2 separate regions of the Homo sapiens genome follow, and region 2 is linked to region 1. Evidence: chromatin contacts called from ENCODE Hi-C or POLR2A ChIA-PET data. All regions are on one chromosome and are shown on one strand. Each heading gives the region's core, a stretch centred on a gene start or an enhancer-like site at or near the end of the contact. The rest is flanking DNA. Distances are from core to core; before and after follow the strand shown. Region 1 overlaps RUBCN (rubicon autophagy regulator). Region 2 holds the start of LRCH3 (leucine rich repeats and calponin homology domain containing 3).

Region 1 (6,703 bases), core at 1,334-3,833:
ATAACTGCAGAGTAGGCTGGGTGTGGTGGCGCACACCCGTTTAATCCCAGCATTTTGGGAGGCAGAGGCAGGCGGATCACTTGAAGTCAGGAGTTCGAGGCCAGCCTGGCCAATATGTGAAACCCTGTCTCTACTAAAAATACAAAAATTAGCCAGGCGTGGTGGCATGCACCTGTAATCCCAGCTCCTCGAGAAGCTGAGACGGGAGAATTGCTTGAACCCAGGAGGCGGAGGTTGCAGTGAGCTGAGATCGTGCCACTGCACTCCAGCCTGGGCAACAGAGTGAGACTCTGTCTCAAAAAAAAAAAAAAATCACACAGTAGAAAAGCCCTTTCTAAGCACCACACAAAGCCCTAAGAGAAGTCATAAAAGAACTGATTAATTTGACTTACTAAAAGTCAGATATTTTGGCACAGTAAAAGCCACCATAAGAAATGTCAAAAGACGGCCGGGCGCGGTGGCTCATGCCTATAATCCCAGCACTTTGGGAGGCTGAGGCGGGTGGATCACCTGAGGTCAGGAGTTCAAGACCAGCCTGACCAACATGGTGAAACCCCATCTCTACTAAAAATACAAAATTAGCTGGGCATGGTGGCACATGCCTGTAATCCCAGCTATTTGGGAGGCTGAGGCAGGAGAATCGCTTGAACCCCAGAGTCAGAGGCTGCGGTGAGCTGGGATTGTGCCATTGCACTCCAGCCTGGGTAACGAGTGAAACTCCATCTCAAAAAAAAAAAAAAAGAAAGAAATGTCAACAGACAAACTAGGAAAAAATATTTGCAACTCCCATTACAAAGGACTAATTTCCTCAATAAATAAAGAATATCTATAAATCAGTAGGAAAAGACTAAATCTACTGAAAATAGGAATAAAATAGGAAAAAGTTCACAGGGAAAAAAATTCAATGACACTTATAATATCTTTTCATGCTAAGAGAAGTGTAATCTTTTACTTTTTTTTTTTTGAGATGGAGTCTTGCTCTGTCGCCCAGGCTGGAATGCAGTTGTGTGATCTTGGCTCACTGCAAACTCTGCCTCCTGCCTCCTGGGTTCAAGTGATTCTCCTGCCTCAGCCTCCCAAGCAGCTGGGACTACAGGCACATGCCACTAAGCCCAGCTAATTTTTGTATTGTTAGTAGAGACAGGGTTTCACCATATTGGCCAGGCTGGTCTCAAACTCCTGACCTCGTGATCCACCTGCCTTGGCCTCCCAAAGTACTGGGATTACAGGCGTGAGCCACCACGCCTGGCCTCTGGTGAGGATATTTATATACATAACTTCCTGGAGAGTAATTTAGCAATAGCTATCAAAATATCAAATGCACATGCCCTTTAAGAATTCTAGGAATTTATCCTACGGTAAAGGGCAAAATTATTTATACACAAGCACTGTTACTAATAGCAAATGATTGGAAACAATCTAAATATCCATTCACCAGGGGACTGGCTAAATAAGTGATGGTACATACGTACAATGGAATATTATAAAATGACAGCTGTAAGAAAGAATGAAGAAGCTCTCTATGTAATGATTTCGGATGAATTACAAAACATATTAAGTGAAAAAGGCAAGATACAGAATAGTTACTACAGTATGCTATTATTTATATTTAAAAACTTGCAGGTATAGCAAAGAAAATCATTGGTAATTGCTTTTATAAGCATAAAAATTCTCTGGAAGGGCTGGGCATGGTGGCTCATGCCTGTAATCCCAGCACCTTGGGAGCCAAGCTGGGAGGCTGCCTGAGGCCAGGAGCTTGAGACCAGCCTGGGCAACATAGTGAGACCCTGTCTTTAAAAAAAATTTTTAATTAAAAAAAAAAATTCTCTGTAAGGAAACTAGTAAATGGTAGTTTTTTATGTGATCAGAAGGGAGCAAGACTTTTCACTGTATAGTTTTATACTTTTTTGATTATCTAGCTACGTAAAATACAGTGTTCAAAAATTAAATATTTTTCAAGTTATAGAGTGATATATATAGTACAACCTTAATGTTTTTTTTAAAACACATAAATACATAGAAAAAAGCAGAAAATATACCTCAATGTTAGAGTGGTGACTATCGCTTGGTGTTGGGATTATGGGTGATATTTACTTTCTTCTAAAGTCTTTTAGGTATTTTCTGAATTTTCAACAAAGAAAATATATTACCTACATTACATATTCAGAAAAAAACCACAGAGGTCTTTTTTTCATTATTGATTTTTTTTTAATTGGACCATCTATGCTGCCAAGAACTAGTTTCTTCTTGATTGTGGCAAAAGGAGGAATCCTTTCACTTCTCCTATTCAGCTGAGCAATCTCAGGGGCTAAATGTCTCCACATTTCTAAGCAACAGAAAAGAGGCTATCAAATATGCCTTGCCTTCTGGAAGGACTAAAAAGGTAGCCCAGATGCAGCTGTCAAGAAAAATGAGATCCCTCTAAGAATACGATCATGATGTTACAGCTTTCCTAAGGCCCTGAGTGAATTTTTAAAAATACAATTCACATTCCATAACGCATCCTCCTGAGAGCCCAGAGGGGACATGAGCAGCATGAATCACTGTATCAGCCCCTCCTCCTGACGAGGGCACAACACCCAGAATAGCTCGGTGATGACGCAGCAGCCTGAAACCTTTGAAAGCCCTCATCTTTCAGAGGGAGGAAATGAAAGCGAAAAACAAGTTCTTGACGCAGACTTTAATTCTCAGATCTTTACCAGGCAGAACAGAGCAGCAAGGAAACCGGCACGGATCTTTTGATTCTTCCCACTAGAGCCTGCAGTTGCTAAATGTGTGTGTGTCCATATGACAAATCTGCCTGATTAGCTCTGCTTCTGATTACTAACACTACTGGGGTTCTCAGGATAGGAGGCATGTAAAAAAGGAGAGAGAAAAGATAAAATAAAAACAAATAAAAAAATTAAAAATACTACTGCTATTTTGCAGATGATCATATGCTTTGATATTTTTCATTCTGATGACCAGATACTTTCACAGATATTATCACTTTTTTTTTTTTTCTGAGATGGAGTTTCGCTCTTGTCACCCAGGCTGGAGTGCAATGGTGCAATCTCAGCTCACTGCAACCTCCACCTCCCAGGTTCAAGCGATTCTCCTGCCTCAGCCTCCCGAGTAGCTGGGATTACAGGCATGCACCACCACGCCCGGCTAATTTTGTATTTTCAGTAGAGATGGGGTTTCACCATGTTGGTCAGGCTGGTCGTAAACTTCTGACCTCAGGTGATCTGCCCGCCTCAGTCTCCCAAAGCGCTGGGATTACAGGCATGAGCCACTGTGCCTAGCCAGATATTATCACTCTTAATAACTATAACAAGATATGTGAATAGTGTTTTGCATTTATCAAGCAGCTTTCATTTGAGATTCTCATTGATTTGACTTCCATTTCTCTTTCAGGCACAGATAGTGAAACTGTCTTGTAATATGGTTAAGTGATTACTCTAGATGACAGTTTAATATTAGTAACAGGGCCAAGAGAAGAACCCATTTGCTATTAGGACACAAGTACCTGACCCATTGAGTGGCAGTGCCACTCATCTGGTAGCTATTTTGGTCAGCAGCCTGGGAAACTTGCACTGAGTTTCTGTAAAACACACTGGCAGGATTCCCAAGTTTCTGACTTGGGAGACTGAGCAGGTCAATGCCACAAATAGGAAGAAGGGCAATCTCATGAGAGAACATAAGTTTAGTTTTGGTAATGTTGTGCTCGGGCCTGAAAGACAGCCAGACAGTAAGGTACAGGAGACAGCTAATCTTCTGGATTTAGAGTTCAGCAGAGAGGTGAACCTGCTGAACCCTGAGGTGGGGGTCATCAATGGGTGAGTGATCGTGCAATGTGAGCAGATGAAACTGCTTCAGGAAAATACACAGAGTAAGAAGAGAGAAGGGCATACGGCAGAACTGCATTAAAAAAAATTCCAGGCCAGGCACGGTGGCTCATGCCTGTAATCCCAGCACTTTGGGAGGCTGAGGTGGGCGAATCATGAGCTCAGGAGTTCAAGACCATCCTGGCTAACACGGTGAAACCCTGTCTCTACTAAAAATACAAAAAAAAATTAGCCGGGCGTGGTGGCGGGCGCTGTAGTCCCAGCTACTCGGGAGGCTGAGGCAGGAGAATGGCGTAAACCCGGGAGGCAGAGCTTGCAGTGAGCTGAGATCACGCCACTGCACTCCAGCCTGGGCGACAGAGCGAGACTCTGTATCAAAAAAAAAAGAGAATACAAAGACAAAAGAGTTATATAATTTGCCCAGCACCACTCAGTTAATGGTGAAGCTGAGATTAAAATGTGAGCAGTCTGATTCAAAAGTCCGTAATTTTAACTGCTACGTCACTTTATTTCCCATGGATGTGAGCAATGAGTCTAGATTCTGATCTAGGTTCTAACTGACTCCAAAGACTTTTGTCAGTCTATGATACAATGTTGCCTCCTCAGTCCTAGGATGGTGCTTTTTGCTGTTTTGGGTTTGCTTTTTTTGTTGAGACAGGGTCTCCCTCTAGGCTGCAGTGGCACAATCATAGCTCACTGGAGCCTCAACCTCCCAGGCTTAAGCAATCTTCCCAGCTCAGCCTCCGGAGTAGCTGAGTCTACAGGCATGCACCACCATGGCTGGCTAAGTTTTTAAATTTTTTACAGAGATAGGGATCTTGCTGTGTTGCCCAGGCTGGTCTTGTATTCCTGGCCTCAAATTTCTAGTGATCTTCCTGCCTCAACTTCCCGAAGTGCTAGAATTATAGGCATGAACCACCACGCGCAGCCAAGTATACACACTTTAATACCAATTAGTTGATTAGCTCTTTTCCAATGTGATTACTGGCTGAGAATAAATTCTGATAAAAAAGCAAGATGAGCTTAGAGTTCCAGGTAGTTATACGAGGCCCTGACAGGGGATGACATGAGCGAGAACACACAATTATGCCTGTATTTGTGAGGTCTGATTTTTTTTTTAAATAGGAGGATACTAAACCCCAGTGACTCACTTGACAACTTTATCCAGAACCAAAATGTATTTAAAACACTGCAAATGGAGTAACTGCCAAAGAGAAAGCAGAAACCTTTAAGAATTATTGGATTCTACTCATTTCAAAACTCAAAGCTGATTATAGAGTTTTTGAGGATATAAAGAAAAAGAAACTCGGCTAGGCGCAGTGGCTCACGCCTGTCATCCCAGCACTTTGGGAGGTCGAGGCAGGCGGATCATCTGAGGTCAGGAGTTCGAGACCAGCCTGACCAACATGGAGAAACCCTATCTCTACTAAAAACACAAAACTGGCTGGGCGTGGTGGTGCATGACTGTAATCCCAGCTACTCGGGAGGCTGAGGCAGGAGAATCGCTTGAACCCGGGAGGCAGAGGCTGTGGTGAGCCGAGATCGTGCCACTGCAACACAGCCTGGGCAACAAGAGCGAAACTCTATCTTGAAAAAAAAAAAAAAAGAAAAAGAAAAAGAAACTCAACATTAATAAAGTTTATATTTTAAAAATTTAAGCTACAATCAAACTACCATTCATAAGCGTCAACAAGGTATCTATAAAGTAAAACTCAAAGGGTATTCTAAATATGACAATATTTTATAAATAGTTCTCGGATTGTCCTAGGATGCTAGGAGGAAAATTTAATGAGTCATTGTGTCCTCCTCCTCTTCCTCCTCATCATAGCACATACTAGGAGAGCTCTTCCTATTCTCTTAATGCTTTACATACCACACCAACCCTAGAGGTAGACAGATGCTACCTCATTTCACTGGTGAGGAAACTAAGGCACAAAGAGGTTAAGTATTTTGCCCAAGGTTACACAGCTAACACATGAAGGAGCTGAAAACTGAATCCAGGCAGTCTGGCTCTACCCTGAGCCACAGTACCTATTAACTACTCGTGTCGTAGCTAACATGAGTTAACTACTAACTCTTCTTTTCCCTAGTCACTTTTATGCCTGCTAGTTTTCACAGATACTTTGAGGATAAAGTCTCACTATCCTTACAAAGAAAGCACATTAATTCTTTCTTCCCATTATTAATTTGAAGTAAAGATAGTAATAACAAAAGTCTAAATTTAGGGAACAAGATGAAAATTCTAATTCAAAAAGAATCACAGGAAGAGCTGATTATTTTGTCTCAGGAAAGAGACGTTGATTCTAATTACACGAATCTTATCAAGCCTAAGCAATTAATTATCACTAGAACACACTGGCTTCTAGACAAAAGGATTTCCCACAGGGAAGTACTTTTAATGTCACTGAGCACATGGAGTTTCATCTTTTCATTCTTTTGTTGTTGTGAGATACAGTCTCACCCTGTCGCTCAGGCTGGAGCGCGGTGGCACGGTCTCAGCTCACTGCAGCCTCCGCCTCCCAGGTTCAAGTGATTCTCCTGCCTCAGCCACCTGAGTAGCTGGGATTACAGGTGCGCGCCACCACGCCCGGCTAATTTTTGTAATTTTAGTAGATACAGAGTTTCACCATGTTGGCCAGGCTGGTCTTAAACTGATCTCAAGTGATCTGCCCCACTTGGTCTACCAAAGTGCTGGGATTACAGGCGTGAGCCACTGTGCCTGGCCACCTTCTCATTCTGTAGAAACATTTCATGCATGAAAGTCAGAAATAAGTGAACATATTTTTGCCTTGGCTGTTTTTCTTCCTTTATCCTACCTACTTCTGAAAAAAACCAGCATGGTTTTAAAACCAAAACTAAGATTCAGAAGGAAAAGC
Region 2 (6,703 bases), core at 2,893-5,392, 79 kb after region 1:
TTTTTTTTTTTTTTTTTTTTGGAGACAGTCTTGCTCTGTTGCCCAGGCTGGAGTGCAGTAGTGATCTTGGCTCACTGCAGCCTCTGCCTCCCGGGTTCAAGCGATTTTCCTGTCTCAACCTTCCAAGTATCTGGGATTACAGGCACGTGCCACTACACCCAGCTAATTTTTGTACTAAGACGAGGTTTCACCATATTGGCCAGTCTAGTCTCAAACTCCTGACCTCAGGTGATATGCCCGCCTCTGACTCCCAAAGTGCTGGGATTACAGGCATGAGCTACGGAGCCCGGCCTAGAAGTGGAGTCTTAGAAGGAGTGACCATGATATGTTTCTACTGAGTAGAAGGGGGAAGGGAGGACATAACCTTTGCATGATATAGTGAAATGCAGAGCTGGAAAGAACTATTAAGATTTGAGTGAAACTTTTGCCCCCTGTGTTGAATGAGTTAACTTTCAGTCTGTAAAATAAACAGGAAGAACTGGGAAGTACACTGTATCAATTGCTAACACTGAATAACCTGCGCTGCCTGTTTTTTCAGCTTCTGCTCCCAGACCACAGACCAGTGGTGGAAGAAGTTACAGATCCCTGTAAGCCACTTTGCTCCTGGCCTTTGTACAACTATCTTTCATCATTTCTTTTATTCATCATTAGACTCTTTGGTGAACTCCCCACAAAGACTCCATTTCCTATATCTCTTTCTCATAAGACGCTGTCACCTACTTTATGGAGATGACTGAGAGAGTAGGGTAAGAATTCCCTCATAGTCTACCTTTACTTTGTAGCTGAAGCCTCAACTCCTTAGAAGTCACAGCGTTAACTGCTCAATCTATCTTTCCTTCCATCCTTCCTTTACCTAGGACTTGTTCTCATGTAATAGTATATATAGCATCTTCAGTTTCCCCCATATGCACAGGTCTTTCTTTTGGCTTTTTAAATATCTACATTTCTTTTTTCTTTTTATTTTTTGAGACAGAGTCTTGTTCTGTCGCCCAGGCTGGAGTGCAGTGGTGCGATCTTGGCTCACTGCAGCCTCCGCCTCCCGGGTTCAAGCAATTGTTGTGCCTCAGACTCCCGAGTAGCTGGGATTACAGGTGCCTGCCACCATGCCTGGCTAACTTTTATATTTTTAATAAAGCAGGGATCTACTGACTTGGGAACCCTGTTTTCCTTAAAAATTGTAATTCTTTCTTTTTTTTTCCCTAGATGGAGTTTCCCTCTTGTTGCCCAGGCTGGAGTGCAATGGCATGATCTCGCCTCACTGCAACCTCCGCCTCCTGGGTTCAAGTGATTCTCCTGCCTCAGCCTCCTGAGTAGCTGGGATTACAGGCGTGCACCACCACACCCGGCTAATTTTGTATTTTTAGTAGAGAGGGGGTTTCTCCATGTTGGTCAGGGTGGTCTCGAACTCCCGACCTCAGGTGATCCGCCCACCTCGGACTCCCAAAGTGCTAGGATTACAGGTGTGAGCCACCACACCCAGCCCAAAAATTGTAATTCTTTTTCCTTTCCTCATAACCTCTCGTGTGTGTACATAATCTATTTTGGTTTCTACTGCTTTCCACTCATTTTTATTATTTTTTAAAATTATTTTTCATTTTTAGAGATGGGATGTCATTCTCTCCTAGGCTAGAGTGCAGTGGCACAATCATAGCTTGCTGCAGCCTCAACTCCTGGCATCAAGCAAACCTACCTCACCATCCCAAGTAGCTGGGACTACAGTCAGGCACCACCACACCTAGCTAATTATTTTAAAAAATTTTAGAGACCAGAGGGTGGGAGGTGGGGTGCCCTCACTATGTTGCTCAGGCTGGTCTCGAACTCCTGGCCTCAAGCAATCCTCCCACCTTACCCTCCCAAGTAGCTGGGATTACAGGCACAAGCAAGGGTTGACTAATTTTTTAACTCCTAAAAATATACTCAGTCCTATGATAGCATAGAGTTTAATATATTAAGGACCTTAAAATCTTGTTGAATATTCAAGCATCAATCTATAAGCTTGGTCAGTTCAGGGCTAGCATAGTATGTTGCTATTACAATGGGATGTATTCATACATATAGATAGGAATGAGGCCTATTACAGAGAACTTGACAGAATTTAGTGTAGATGTGGAAGGTAATAAGCAATCAGATGACAATGGTGCATTTGAAAAGGTACATCTGGCAACTAATTCTACAGCATTGTAGCATTAGTGTGGAGTATATGAATAGATAATCAGTCATTGTAGTTGAAATCTCCCTAAAAAGTAAAAAAACTGCCCTTAAATAGCTTAATATCTTTCGAAGAATAACAGTTTTAGGAAGCCCAGGATAACAAAAAGCTATATATGCATTGGATAAATGTTATTTGCTGGGGATGACAAATACGTCACCTGCCATTGTGACCCACGCTCATAACATGTATGAGCTCATAACATATGTATGGTTATGTATCATGGAACTTGTTGCTGAAGTAACTAGAATGTATTGAGAGTTTATAGAACAGCTCTCTGGGCAGCTGTTACTAATCAACTTTGGCACTGGGATTAAACATTTTTATACCTTCTAGCATTTAGCAATTCATGCCAATTGAGGTGTCATTGAAGAGTTGGGGCTTGAATGAGAGGATCTCTCCATCCTTATTTTTCTTTTGCTCTCTGACACGAACTTTCTGATCTGTGGCCTTCGTATCCTCCACATGTTACCACTTTAAGTCGTATCTGGATGTGTTCATGCTGATCCATCTTCTAGTCTCACCTTCCAGTTTGTCCTACTTTATAATCCTTCAGGTTTAATTCAAAACCGAATTTATCCATGATATAGCTTTCTTTTCTCTGGACTCATAAGTAAGCCCCATCACTCTTAGCCCTTTTTTGTGGGCCTGTCTGGGTTCCATAATTAGATTGTGATCCTCTAGGAAAGGATTGTACCTGACAGCCTCTTCTATTTCCCATAGTAAAACTAGTTGATTAATTGTTGGTAAAATTTACATCATATAGCAGAAATGGCTTCTTCAGTAAAACAGACTGAAGAATATGCTAGAGACTGGCTGCAATATAAGTGAGGTCTAATTGGTTTTAAATGAAGTATTTTCCACTCTTTCATTTCTTGAGTGGTTTCAATTTAGAGCATCTCTTCGGTTCTACCTTTAATTCCCACATTTAGATTACAGTGAGATCATTTTCTGTTCCTCAATTTTGGTTCCAGACCAACATTTTAGATTTTAATACTACTATAATCTTGCTTTATCCAACAATAAAATCTTGCCAAAAGTACAAGTACTATTGAAGATATTTGTTGTATTTTCATTAAGAAAAGCTATTTTATAAAAGGGATGGATGATATAAAATAATACGTTTTTAATGAGAATTTTGAGCCCAATTAGCACGTTTGTTTGTTTGTTTTCTCTCCAGCAACCATAGTAAGTCCACCAAACCTTGATTTAGATCATCTGGTAATACAATGAAGTTGGGAAACGGTTTAGGTCGTATCTCAGAGGGTCCGCTCCTCTCACCATCCAAGTTTCTGCAGCAGCAGTGTTAAGAAAGATTCCTTGCCGGGCGCGGTAGGTCACGCCTGTAATCCCAGCACTTTGGGAGGCAGAGGCGGGCGGATCACTTGAGGTCAGGAGATCGAGACCATCCTGGCCAACATGGTGAAACCCCGTCTCTACTAAAAATACAAAAATTAACCGGGTGTGGTGGTGCGTGCCTGTAGTCCCAGCTACTCGGGAGCCTGAGGCAGGAGAATAGCTTGAACCCAGGAAGCAGAGGTTGCAGTGAGCCGAGATCGCGCCACTGCACTCCAGCCTGGGCGACAGAGCGAGACTCTGTCTCAAAAAAAAAAAATTCTTAATTTAATGCTTAGTCGACTCCTCCACTACTGAGGGAGCAAGGCGGAGAAGTTTTGATGCGGAGCGTTGCCTGAAAGATGTTTTTGTAGAGGCATTTTAGAAATGCCCCTGGGAGGTTAGAGTAGGGGGCTGCTCTGGATTTGTGAGGTCCGTTTTAACTTCCCTTGAAAAGCGCATCATGTGGGCGGGGGCAAGCGCCTGGCTGCGCCGGGGGGCACCACGGTGCTGCCCATCACGGGAACCGTCCGGGGTCGGTCCGTGAGCCCCTTTCTCCGCCCACCCAGCGGTCCGGCCGCGCATGCGCTGAGCTGGCGGGCCCGAGTGTTGTCGGCTGGGAAATGGCGGCCGCGGGCTTGGTCGCTGTGGCAGCGGCTGCCGAGTACTCTGGCACGGTAGCGTCGGGAGGTAACCTCCCTGGTGTTCACTGCGGCCCAAGCTCCGGGGCAGGCCCTGGTTTTGGCCCGGGCTCGTGGAGCCGCTCTCTCGATCGAGCCCTGGAGGAGGCGGCGGTCACTGGGGTGCTGAGCCTGAGCGGCCGGAAACTGAGGGAGTTTCCCCGGGGAGCGGCCAACCACGACCTGACGGACACCACCCGGGCGGGTGAGCGGGGCGGGGGGCGTCTCTGCCCGTCGGAGACCCGGCGCCGGGAGCCGCCCCGGCCGGGGGAGGCGGATGCGGGGGAGTTACAGCAGCTCGTCCCGTAGGCGCCGGGTCCGGACCCGGGTAACGGGGAGAAGCCGACGGCGCCAGCCCTCCGGGCCTGCGCCAGACCCAGAGCCTGGGGAGAGGCGGCGGGCGGCGGCATCTCTCGGGGAAGGGGGCCGGAGTGATTGATGGATGATTTTTTAGGCTTTCTGAGGAAAATCAGTTTCTGCCACGGCGGAGGTAGACCCTTGCCCCGCCCCGGTTTCTGCAGGCCCTTTCGGATTTGGGGTGCCGAATGGACCTGCTAAGACGGGAACGTTAGCGCGAGCTCTTCACAGATCAGAGTAGCAGGGGTGTCTGGACGAGCTGCATTGTCAGGAAGGGTCGGTCTCAGCCCTGGAGTTTTTTCGAAAGAAGTGTTGGGGAGCGTGTGTTTAAAGTGGACCCGAAAGAAGTGTTGGGGTGTGTGTGTGTTTAAAGTGAACCCGAGAGAAGTGTTGGGGTGTGTGTGTGTTTAAAGTGAACCCCAAAGAAGTGCTGGGGTGTGTGTGAAGTGAACCCGAACGCTGGAACGTCTTTCTTCGCCTCCATCTAGTTGACTTACAAAATAAATACGCTTGTAAAAATAACTAGAGCCCACTTTCCGACTCCCATTAGTTTCCTCTTCCACTCCTCATGTCCTCCAAAAAAAAGTTGAAGCAAACTACTTAGAAAAGATAGTCTAACATATTTGTACTTGCTATTCCTTTTTAAAGCATTACTTCGTGTTATGTATGTTTTCGAACACAGGAAAGAGAATAAGAAAGTAGGTATTATTTGGCTTTCTTAGTTGTGGCGAACAGTGTCTGGTGCCCGAGTTGTTCATCATCATGTTTGCAGTGCCGTCATCACTGCTCACTGCAGCCTCGACCTCCCGGGCTCAGGTGATCCTCCCACCTCAGCCTCCTGAGTAGCTGGGACTACAGGCAGCCGCCACCACGCCCAGCTAATTTTATATATATATATATATATATATATATAAAATATACATATATATATAATATACATATAAATATTATATATAAAATATATATATATTTTTTCGAGACGGTATCTCGCTCTTGTCTCCCAGGCTGGAGTGGAATGACACAATCTCTGCTCATTGCAACCTCTGCCTCCCAGGCTCAGGTGATCCTCCCACCTCAGCCTCCCGAGTAGCTGGGACTACAGGCGCCCGCCACCACACCCGGCTAATTTTTGGATTTTTATTAGAGACGGGATTTCACCATGTTGGCCAGGCAGGTCTCGAACTCCTGACCTCAGGTGATTCGCCCGCCTCGGCCTCCCAAAGTGCTGGGATTACAGGCGTGAGCCACCGCGTCCGGCCAATATTTTGTATTTTTTTGTAGAGACGGGGTTTTGCTATGTTGCCCAGGCTGGTCTCCAACTCCTGGGCTCAAGCTATCCGCCGACCTCGGCCTTACAAAAGGTTGAGATTACAGGCGTGAGCCACTGCGGCTGGCAGTACTTGGTGTCTTATTTTATTTTAAAATCTTAGATTGAGCACATTTTCTATGCTTTGCAGTCATTAAAAATTTATAAGTATTACATATGATTCACTCATTTTGGAAAAATAAACAGAACTGTTAAACTAAAGAAGCGATTCTTTCCAAAGAAACTTTTGCTGTAGTTTAAAATAGAAGAAATTAAATGCCTGCTTATTTAATCTCTTTTTGGAAACAGTTGAACTGAATATTTTTTAGTGATTTAAAGTTTCTTGCTAAGGTAAATATGAGCAGCCACTTTCCTTTTGTGTGTGTTCTGGTAGACGGCATGTAAAATTATCATTCACACCTCAGATTTCCTGCTTCTGTTTAGGAGATGGCTATATGGTATAGTGATTTCATATTGGTGTGAGTCATTTCATTGTTACTACATCAAGCCTGAAGCTAAAGAACAAGTTGATTACAGGAGTCTGTCTAGCTCATTTTCTCACCTGCTTTTCAGTAGGTCTAGGAGCACCGTGTTGAGTCCTTAAATATTTTATTGACTAAGAAAATCCAAGTGCATTTATGAAGAATAATAAGTAATACCAAAGAGGTTTTTCCTTACTGTGCTCTGAGTTTTTAAGTATGGTGTTGCCTACACTTTAATAGTTTTGTATAGAAACCACATTTTTTGTTGGTTGATTTTTCATCTGGTCAAAACGTGTAAAAAGAAAATAAAAAGATTACAAGGTATTTTATAAGC

What was found. Hi-C counts contacts between places; a loop is a spot of excess contacts on that map. ChIA-PET counts read pairs that join two places held with the same protein, here RNA polymerase II (POLR2A). Pooled maps may share reads with other maps.
Region 2: a map of natural killer cell shows a loop between it and region 1 (13-fold over the local background). The contact joins the promoter of LRCH3 here to the enhancer-like site in region 1. A Hi-C loop is called at or near these places in 16 of 168 maps with a recorded cell type or tissue (B cell, CD4-positive, alpha-beta T cell, CD4-positive, alpha-beta memory T cell and 11 more), 34 of 37 single-sample maps with no recorded cell type and 31 of 50 pooled maps. POLR2A ChIA-PET finds 5 or more read pairs at or near these places in 20 of 52 experiments (CD4-positive, alpha-beta T cell, CD4-positive, alpha-beta memory T cell, CD8-positive, alpha-beta T cell and 15 more).

Annotation. Positions count from the first base shown.
Region 1 is chr3:197,709,873-197,716,575 of GRCh38, forward strand. All of the region lies in intron 2 of RUBCN (rubicon autophagy regulator), which reads right to left. Among named protein-coding and RNA genes, the nearest start is that of RUBCN, 24 kb to the right of the region's middle. RefSeq lists enhancers at 2,125-2,745, 2,466-2,760, 2,469-2,838. Within about 2 kb of position 2,584, at least 39 of the 41 ENCODE cell types and tissues checked have a DNase peak (open chromatin) inside an H3K27ac peak, as active enhancers do; they include B cell, CD4-positive, alpha-beta T cell, CD8-positive, alpha-beta T cell and 8 more, where a contact is called at or near this core.
Region 2 is chr3:197,787,112-197,793,814 of GRCh38, forward strand. It overlaps LRCH3 (leucine rich repeats and calponin homology domain containing 3), which reads left to right and starts at 4,143. Exons shown (of 21, transcript NM_001365715.1): 1 at 4,143-4,429. The coding sequence starts at 4,168. It overlaps FYTTD1 (forty-two-three domain containing 1), which reads left to right. Exons shown (of 9, transcript NM_032288.7): 9 at 1-485. RefSeq lists enhancers at 3,803-4,517, 4,131-4,330 and a silencer at 4,371-4,640.